2 separate regions of the Mus musculus genome follow, and region 2 is linked to region 1. A link is a contact called in ENCODE Hi-C or POLR2A ChIA-PET data. All regions are on one chromosome and are shown on one strand. Each heading gives the region's core, a stretch centred on a gene start or an enhancer-like site at or near the end of the contact. The rest is flanking DNA. Distances are from core to core; before and after follow the strand shown.

The links. A loop is a pair of places that touch in the nucleus more often than their neighbours do. ChIA-PET counts read pairs that join two places held with the same protein, here RNA polymerase II (POLR2A).
Region 2: a loop to region 1 is called in a map of T-helper 2 cell, with 2.4 times the contacts of the local background. The contact joins the enhancer-like site here to the promoter of Abhd17a in region 1. A Hi-C loop is called at or near these places in 1 of 37 maps with a recorded cell type or tissue (T-helper 2 cell). POLR2A ChIA-PET finds 5 or more read pairs at or near these places in 1 of 5 experiments (embryonic stem cell).

What each region holds. Positions count from the first base shown.
Region 1 is chr10:80,587,247-80,591,672 of GRCm38, reverse strand. Abhd17a (abhydrolase domain containing 17A) reads left to right here and starts at 1,332. Exons shown (of 5, transcript NM_145421.2): 1 at 1,332-1,498.
Region 2 is chr10:80,954,226-80,958,368 of GRCm38, reverse strand. The region is part of intron 2 of Gng7 (guanine nucleotide binding protein (G protein), gamma 7); the gene reads left to right. It also overlaps the pseudogene Gm3828. Among named protein-coding and RNA genes, the nearest start is that of Gadd45b, 26 kb to the right of the region's middle. Within about 2 kb of position 2,532, at least 2 of the 3 ENCODE cell types and tissues checked have a DNase peak (open chromatin) inside an H3K27ac peak, as active enhancers do.

The DNA of each region.
Region 1 (4,426 bases), core at 83-2,582:
TAGAGGTAGGCAGATCTCTGAGTTCAAGTCCCTGGACTAGAATGAGTTCCAGGACAACCAAGGATACAAAGAGAAAGACTACAAGAAACAAAGAACATTTACTGCTTTTGTGAAGAACCTGGGTTTGGTTCCCAGAACCCATGTAGTGGCTCACCAGCAACCCAACTGCCCATAACTCTAGTTCTTGGGAATTTGACACCCCCTCCCTGGGTACATTTGTTGTGCACACACATGAGTGCAAAGCACACATACATATAAAATAAACAGATAAAGAACACCCTCTGCCCCCTACACTCAACTCAAAACGAGGGCCAGTGAGATGGCTCAGTGGGTAAAAGACTCTTGCCAGAAAACCTGAGTTTAATCTCAGGGACTCACTCGGTAGAACAGAGAGGATTCCCACAAACTGTTTTCTGACCTCCACAGGCGCTCCATGGCGCAGTAATGTAAATACACAGACAAATAAAATTGGGTTGTAGGGTGCTGGTGAGATGATTCAGCGGGTAAGAGCATCGACTGCTCTTCCGAAGGTTCTGAGTTCAAATCCCAGCAACCATATTGTGGCTCACAACCATCCACAACGAGATCTGACGCCCTCTTCTGGAGTATCTGAACACAGTTACAGTGTACTTACATATAATAAATAAATAAACATAAAATAAAAAAAATTGGGTTGTAAAGGTGTTTTGCCTATGTGTCTGTCGGGTATCTGAAGAAGCCTGAAATGGGAGTAGATTCTCCTGGAAATGGAGTTACAGGTGGTTGAGAACCACCTTGTGGGTCCTGGGATGTGTAGTGTTCTTAAAGGGTGAACACCTCTCCAGCTCCTGTCTTGAGATCCTGAGAGAAACTCATTTTATTGCCTCTTCCAGGAATTCACGGAGGGGATGAGCAGATGGGGTGGAGGGGGAAGGCAAGGATAATTTAACCAATCAACTGGGAATGCAAATCCCATCCTCTGAACGCAGCCCTACTCCGGTCAAAGTCACACCCTATCCAGGTCCTGCCCCCAGACCATTCGGTTCCGCCTTTATTCCAGGCCCCGCCCCCAGACCGCTCTTCACCGGGCACCTTGTCGCCAGCCAAGCTTCTTCAGACCATTCACCTTCACTTCTATTGAGGCCCCGCCCCCATATAAAGCCCCGCCCGCATAACCAAGTCCCGCCTTCCATCTTGAGCCCCGCCCAGAAATCCGACTCCTCCTTCTCATGGCCCCACCTCCAGCACATGTACCGCCCTCACAACAACCTACCCAATCCGCTTCGCGGTCGCTTTGCTCCGCCCCCATAAACAGCCAGAGGCCTCCTCGCTTGCGCATTCGCCTCGCATCACTTCCGGGGGCGGTGTTAGGTCAAGCTCACTTCCGCCCGCGGCGGAGCTGCGGTGGTGGCGGTGCAGGAGGCTGGGTCGGGGTCCCCGGGGGACAGACAGACGGACGCACGGGCGGGCGGCCGGGAGCCATGGAGTGCGGCCCCCGGGCCGGCGGGCGCGGGCGGCGGTGAGTGCAGGCGGGCGGGCGCGCGCGGGCTGCGGCGGTTTATGGTGTGGGGCCGAATCGAGCGGGGGCCCTGCGTCCGAGACCTCCCTGCGCTCTCCGGGGATGGCTGTGAGACCAGCGCACCCACCGTGTCCCTGGCATCCCCATGTCCCAGTGCAGCGATCCTGGAGCAGTCGCTTAACCTCCTCAGGACACGGCTGTGTCCCCAAGAAACGCCCGGGCCAGCCGCAGACCCAGGCCACTGTCCCACACCCTCTCTGTCTACATCTGTCTGCTGACATTCACCGGCCACCTTTGCCACTCACCTGGCGTCTTCCTGCCAGCGGGGGCCCACTGCAGGCTTCCTTTCTGCAGCCCAGGACTCCTTTATGGTTCCTCATCACCCCCACGATGAAGCCCTCTTGCTGAAGCACCCTCTTGCTGAGGGTGCAGCTTGAGCAGACCCTGCTCCCCTGGGAGCCCTTGCAGTTTTTCGAATCCTCTCCTGCTGCCCGGGTTTACCTCTGCGGTCCTCTGTCACTGAGCTATTTCCTTTTTTTCACGTGTGTGCGCCCACGCAGAGGACAGCTTCCTGAAGTCAGTCCTCTCCTACCATGCTGGTCCCCTGATCCAAATCGGATTTTCAAACTTGGTAGCAAGTGCCTTTACCTGCTGAGCCACCTCCCTCAACCCTACATTCTTTGAACTCTTCAGCTCCTAGAGGGTTGCCTCCCTACTATGACTGGCCCGGTGAGGCATGCCAGAGCAGACAGTCATATGTAGGTCATCCTAGAGCCCTTACAGTAGCTTGGTTGCTTGTAACACCAGGGCCTGGTTTTATGTCTGTGATCACAATGCTTGGGCTTTGTGGCAGTGAGTGAATAATCCCGGCTTACAGTACCCAGTGGCCCCATCTGTGACATGAGGTCCCACATGCTGTCTGTCCTCTCCATATAACACTGGCAGGTCCCAGAGGCTTATGTCTTTAATGTCTTTCTTCCACAGCTTTATTTTCTCTGGCTGCCCTGCACATGGTTGTTGAGTGGAAGTGGGTCTTCCAGGTCCTGCCCCATGCAGGATGGAGAACTAGTTAACTGTAGAAGTATCTGGAATCATGACTGAGAGTTCCTCCCCATATGGCAGACTCAGGATACTGGCATACGTAGGGACAGCCACAGGCAGGAAACTGAGGCCTCCCCTTGCTTGACTTGTCTAGAAAACATACTGCAGGTTGAGACCCCAGAAATTACACACCTGATAAGATGTGTGGCTAGGCATGAGGTCTGTGACTAGGAGGAGGAAGGACAACTCTAGAAGGGAGGTCACTCAATAGGTGTGTGCTGCAGAAAGTGTCAAAGTAGCGAGGGCCAAGCCTTTGACACGGAATGATAGCGGCGGCTGAGATGGACCTTCGTAAGGTTAGAGTGCAGTTGGGGAAAGGTTCAGGTGGTGGTTGATGGAACCAGCAGGCTTAAAGATGATGGGAGTGACCCGGAGGGGAGTGTGAGGGACAGCACTCCCTTTCCTGGCCTTGGTTCACTTTGTCTCCAGCTTGGTCAGGTGTTCTTTCTCACTGGACCACAGGTCCTTCCAAGCCCTCTGTGTCTAAGGGGTGTTAAATGAGGAGGCCTTGATTATAAAGCCAGTGTCTCTAAACATTGACCTTGTGGATATTTGGAGCGGGGTCATTCACTGATAGCCTGTTCTGGGCTATTCAGGGTCTTGGACAGAGTCTCTGGTCCCCACCTGCTCTGTAGGTGTGCTCCCAGTTACAGATGTGGCCTGGTGTTGTCTTGGTTCCCACCTGCTCTGTGCTAGAAGTGCTCCCAACTCCATTCTAGGAGTGCTGTAGATTCCAGGTGTGGCCTGGTGTCTCTTGGAGACACCTGGTGTCATCTGCATCTTTGAGAATTGCTACCTGGGAGCTGGGGACTTGTTGGTACTATCTTTGTCCTTGCTCTGGCTGTCATAGCTGTCCTCTCAGTGTGTCCCTGAATTGTTAGGGACTGGGATATCCCTCTCACCAGTGGTCTTACACCTCAGATTCTCAGGGATCCAAAAATGTGTGTGTGTGGACCCACAGCTGCCTGAGTGTCATGTGTCTCCCTTTGCCTGTTATCCATGTCTCTCTGTCCCTGTGGATTTATATGCTGTGACCTAAAACCCAGGTGTAGGTTGATATCCTGTTAAAATTGCACCATGAGCCAGGTGTGCTGGTGCACGCTTTTAATCCCAGCACTTGGGAGGCAGAGGCAGGCGGATTTCTGAGTTCCAGGACAGCCAGGGCTATACAAAGGAACCCTGTCTCAAAAAACAAAACAAAAACAAAACAAAATTGCACTATGAAGTCTTCTGCCTTCCTCTCAGGTTATGAGAGATGGTTGTGGGCTTTTCTGGAAATGTCTCTGTATCTATCCATTGGCAGCTCTGCATACAGTGGCAGTGGCTTTGGTGTCACTTGAACACATTTTAGGATGTCCTGCAGAAATGGAGCATTTGGGTTTCTATTGGAGTCAGGCCCCCCCCCCCCCCGCCTTCCCATTTCACTTCCCTTCTGCAGTTTGCTGCCTCTCTGAGGCAGGCCTGGGAGGTTGGGTGACTGAACCCTGAGGTTGCAGCTGCTGGAGGCCACAGCTGCCCTGACCCTGCGGGAGACCCCCCCACCCCTGGCCCCAAGCACGGGGACAAACTATTGTCCCAGTCAGTGGGGCCCTGTGTCTGGCATGCATCCTGTCCTTGTTCCCGGTCTTTGTGTCTGTTTCCTCCTTTGGACTCTGTCTCTGTGTTCCAAGGCCCCTTGGCTTATCCTCCACATCCTCCTGCGTGGGAGCCAATGAGCCTTTGGATCCCTTTGGCTTAAAACTTGGAGCTGCCTTTGTTACCTGTTCTGGAGGATAACTCCTTCAAGGACTGAGGGAGAAACTGGTGGGGCAGACAGAAGGGTCTGGG
Region 2 (4,143 bases), core at 1,283-3,782, 370 kb before region 1:
TTGACAAGCACTCTACCAACTGAGCTGCAAGCACCTTACTCACTGGGCTACAAGTACTGTATTGGCTGAGCTACAAGCACCTTACCAACTAGACTATGAGCAAGCTGTGTCAGTTGAGCTGCAGGCACTGTTACAGAAGGTCTCTGGTGAGGACAATGACTTGGTTGGAGGTGGCTCTGACCCATCAAGCTCTTGGTGCTGTGAAGTCACCAGAGTTCACCTTGTGAACCTCCTCTTCACCTACAGGGTTGTTGGGGTCACAGGGTTTCTCTTACCTGGGAGTCCTCCAAACCCAGAGTTTGCCCCAGGCAACAGCAGGTGGTGCTCGGGAGTCAGGCCAGCATGCTCTGCACTGGAGGGACCCCTGCACCCCGCTGCCCTCTTGGTCCATGTTACCATGATCAATGGCCCAGGCGAGGTGAAGGGCAGTGGGCAGGGGGTCACGGTGCTGTAGGTCATAGTTGGCTGTTGTCCACACACCCAGGCCTGTGAATTTGTACCTGCCAAAGTAAAACCTTCCAACAAGCACACTCCAGTCAATCTGGTACTGCATAGTGGAGGCTAGGGGAGCTGGTCTTCCTCAGCTACATGCGCATGATGAGAACAGCCCAGGTGACGTGAGACTCACAAAACAGCAGAGCAGGAGCTAAAGAGATGGTGTGTTTATATATGTTTGTGTGTGTATATGTATATGTGGATATGTGTATAAGTGTGTTTATGTATGTATATATATGTGTATATGTATATATGTGTGTCTGTGTCTGTGTGAGTACATGTGTATATATATATGTGAGTGTGTGTAGGTATACATATGTATATATGTATGAGTATTATGTATATGTGTGTATATATGTGTATGTATATGTGTGTGCATATATACATATGTGTGTGTATGTATGTATATGTGTGTATATGTGTGCACATATATGTATGTATATATTGTTATATGTTGTATGCATGTATATGCGTGTATGTCTGTGTATATGTATATGCATATGTGTATATGTATGTGTGTATGTGCCACAGTATATGTACAGAGCTCAGATAACTTCAGGAAATCTATCCTCACTGTCCACTCTGTGGGTCCCAGGGACTTGAGTTCTCAGGCTTGGGCAGGGCACCATTGGCTGCTGAGTCTCTGGCCTGTGCCTTCTGTCTTTGATGTCCTGTTGCTTACTCATGAGAAAAAGCGAAGTGTGTGAGTGTGTGAATCGCAGCAGCAGTGTCATGCTGGGATAATGAGGCCAGAACCTAGGTAGTGTGAGATTCCAGGACTTTCAACCTACAAGGAAACGAAAGCTGAATCCAAGGTCACTGAGGTCACTGCCATAACACAGGGCAGTGCAGTAGCAAGGGCGACAGAAATGGCCCCTGTCCTGTGGCTGGTGACGTGGCCACGTGTCCTTCTAAAACTGTCCACTGTGAACCTAAAAGGTTTTCACCATTAATAGAAACCTTGTCATCAAACAGAGTCCAAAAGGGTAACGCTCAGTGGGCCATGGTGGGGCACACCTTTAACCCCAGCACTCAGGAGGCAGAGGCAAGTGGATCTCTGTGAATTTGAGGCCAGCCTGGTCTTCAGAGTGAGTTCCAGGGCAGCACAAAGAAACCCTTTCTCGAAACCAAAACCAACCCAAGCACAAACCAGCACAAAGGCCGTTGTGCACCCTCCCCTTTCTCCGGTGTCTTATTGGCTTTTGCTAGTGGTTGTGGTAGTGGTGTTTTGTTTTTGATGTGGTCTCATGTTGCTAAGGCTGGCCTTGAACTCACAATGTAGTCAAGGATAAGCTTGAATTCTTGATCCTTCAACCTCCACCTCCTGAGTACTCGGGTAAAGCGATGCACCTCCGTGTCTGCCTTAAGAGCATCCTGTGTGAACGGCCCCGGCCAGTCTCTCCTGGTCTCCTTGGTTCACTCTTCCTGTGGCCAGTGAGCACCCCATCATTTACTTATTTATTTAGGGATTTTGAGACAGGGCCTCATTGTGTAGTCATGGTTACCCTAGAACTTGCCTTGTAGACCAGGCTGGCCTCTGCCTCACCAGTGTAGTTGGGATAGGCTATATAAAGCTGTGAACACTGCTCAGCTGCATAGAGAACCATCCAGAACCATCCACAGAGCCTAGGTACAGCTGCCTGATGCCTCTGCTGCACTAGACCCCCAAATCATCCACCCAGAGGACCCCAGATCCCTCCCCTCTTGGCATGTGGGGTTCCATGGCTTTAGTTTGGCTGGTGACCGGGTTGCAGGGTCTCTTGAGATCTGTGGAATCAAAAAGAGAATGCCTGGTCCCCTCAGGCACCCCAAGATTTGTATGGCCATCACAGGGGAGCTCCTGTCTGGAGTGGCGGAGGCAGGCACCAGGCATAGCATCCTGGTAACTTTGTGAATTTCTTCACATTCTCTGCGTGTCTGAGTTCTATGTTACTTCTATCGCTGTCTCCTCCATGCTTTGTTCTGGGGTGGCCATTTTCATCCTCCCCAGCACACGGGAGGTGTAATTATACCTCTCGCCACATGGGGAGCTAAACCCCAGTCCTGGCTTACAACTCCTGCAGGATGCTCAGAGCTTCTCCAAGAGCAAGGGCTTCTCTGAGAGGCCTTCTCCCCAAGTCACCACAGGTAATTCCTGAGTTCTCCTGTGCTGCCCGGAGAGACTGCGCTGTGGTTCCCGTGGACACGGCCGGGAGCTCTACAGGCCCCACTCCACCCACAAGCCTTTCCCCCAGGGTGGCCACGTGTTGAGCCTCATGGTGAGCTGCCTGTGAGGAATGAGCCTAGCTGACTCACATCTCAGGGTTTTAGCTACAGTTGATTCCCTTACTACCTGTATGTGTGTGTGTGTGTGTGGGGGGGGTGATGAGGGGGCATGGCTTGGACGTGAGTCAGGGACTGGCTGGTGACACAGTTCTCTGCAGAATCACAGCTTGGGGTCAGCAGACACAATGAAAAGCCAAAACTGCCCACCAGGAAAATCATGGAAAACAGAAACATGTCCAGACACATATGTGGACAAATGCAGCCATGTCCATAGTGATGATATGCAGAGGGGTGTGTGTGGGTGTGTGTGTGTGTGTACATGATTAAATACTGGCCAAGGATGGAGGTGTGGCTCCTGAGTAGAGTAAAGCCCTGACTTGGCATGCACACAGCCACACACACATGATCACAGAAATGCCCGTGCCCTGTGCCTGTCTGAAGACATCCTCACACACAGCACATACCTGAAGATAGACTCTGACACACTCCCACTTGTATCTGTGTATGCTGATCTCTGCACACATGCCTGCACTCGGATGCATCTTTAGTGGACACACACACACACACACACACACACACACACACACTCGGCCTGGTCTGTGTTCTCTCTACCCAGCTATATTTAGCTCAGGAGAAATCTCGGGCTGAAGTCCATGCGGTTTCCATGTCCTGCCTGGAAGCCCTGATGAGTGATTTCTCTGCATCCCATGCTGAGGCCCGGCTTCTCTGTCCCCAGGAGGGGAGCTGGATGTCAGCCCACACACCAGAGAGCCAGGCAGGCTGAAGGATTTTTTTGTTATGATCATTAATTGAAAACTGATTAGGGGACAGGAGTGCATCCACCCTTCCCAGCAGCCTTCTCAAACAGCTGGATTTCTGTGGACACCAGGACTTCAAGATGGCGTCGCTCATGCCATTGAAGGAGAAGTGGCTCATGGAGGTTAAACCTGGAGAGCTGCCAAGCTGGCTATCGATACGGGATTTCACCCCAGTGGCGCTGCAGGAGCCTTTCGGAGAGGGTATGACCGGTATTACGAGTTCGGAAAGGCAGCGTCTGTCTCGGGGATTAACATGGTACTGGCAGCCTGTGTGGTTTTCAGCTACTGCATTTCTTACAAGGAACTCAAACATGAGCGGTGACACAGGAACCACTGAAGAGGGGTCACTATGGAGGGCACCGCATGGCTGAGCAAAGCCCCTACCCCGCTCTGATCCAGGAAGAGTTCATCTGGCCAAACCTTCATACCCTGACTGAGAACTAGTGTCTGATAAAAGGTGACTGAATGGTTCAGGTAAAAAAGAAAAAGGAGGGGCTGGTGAGATGGCTCAGCAGGTAAGAGCACCCGACTGCTCTTCCGAAGGTCCGGAGTTCAAATCCCAGCA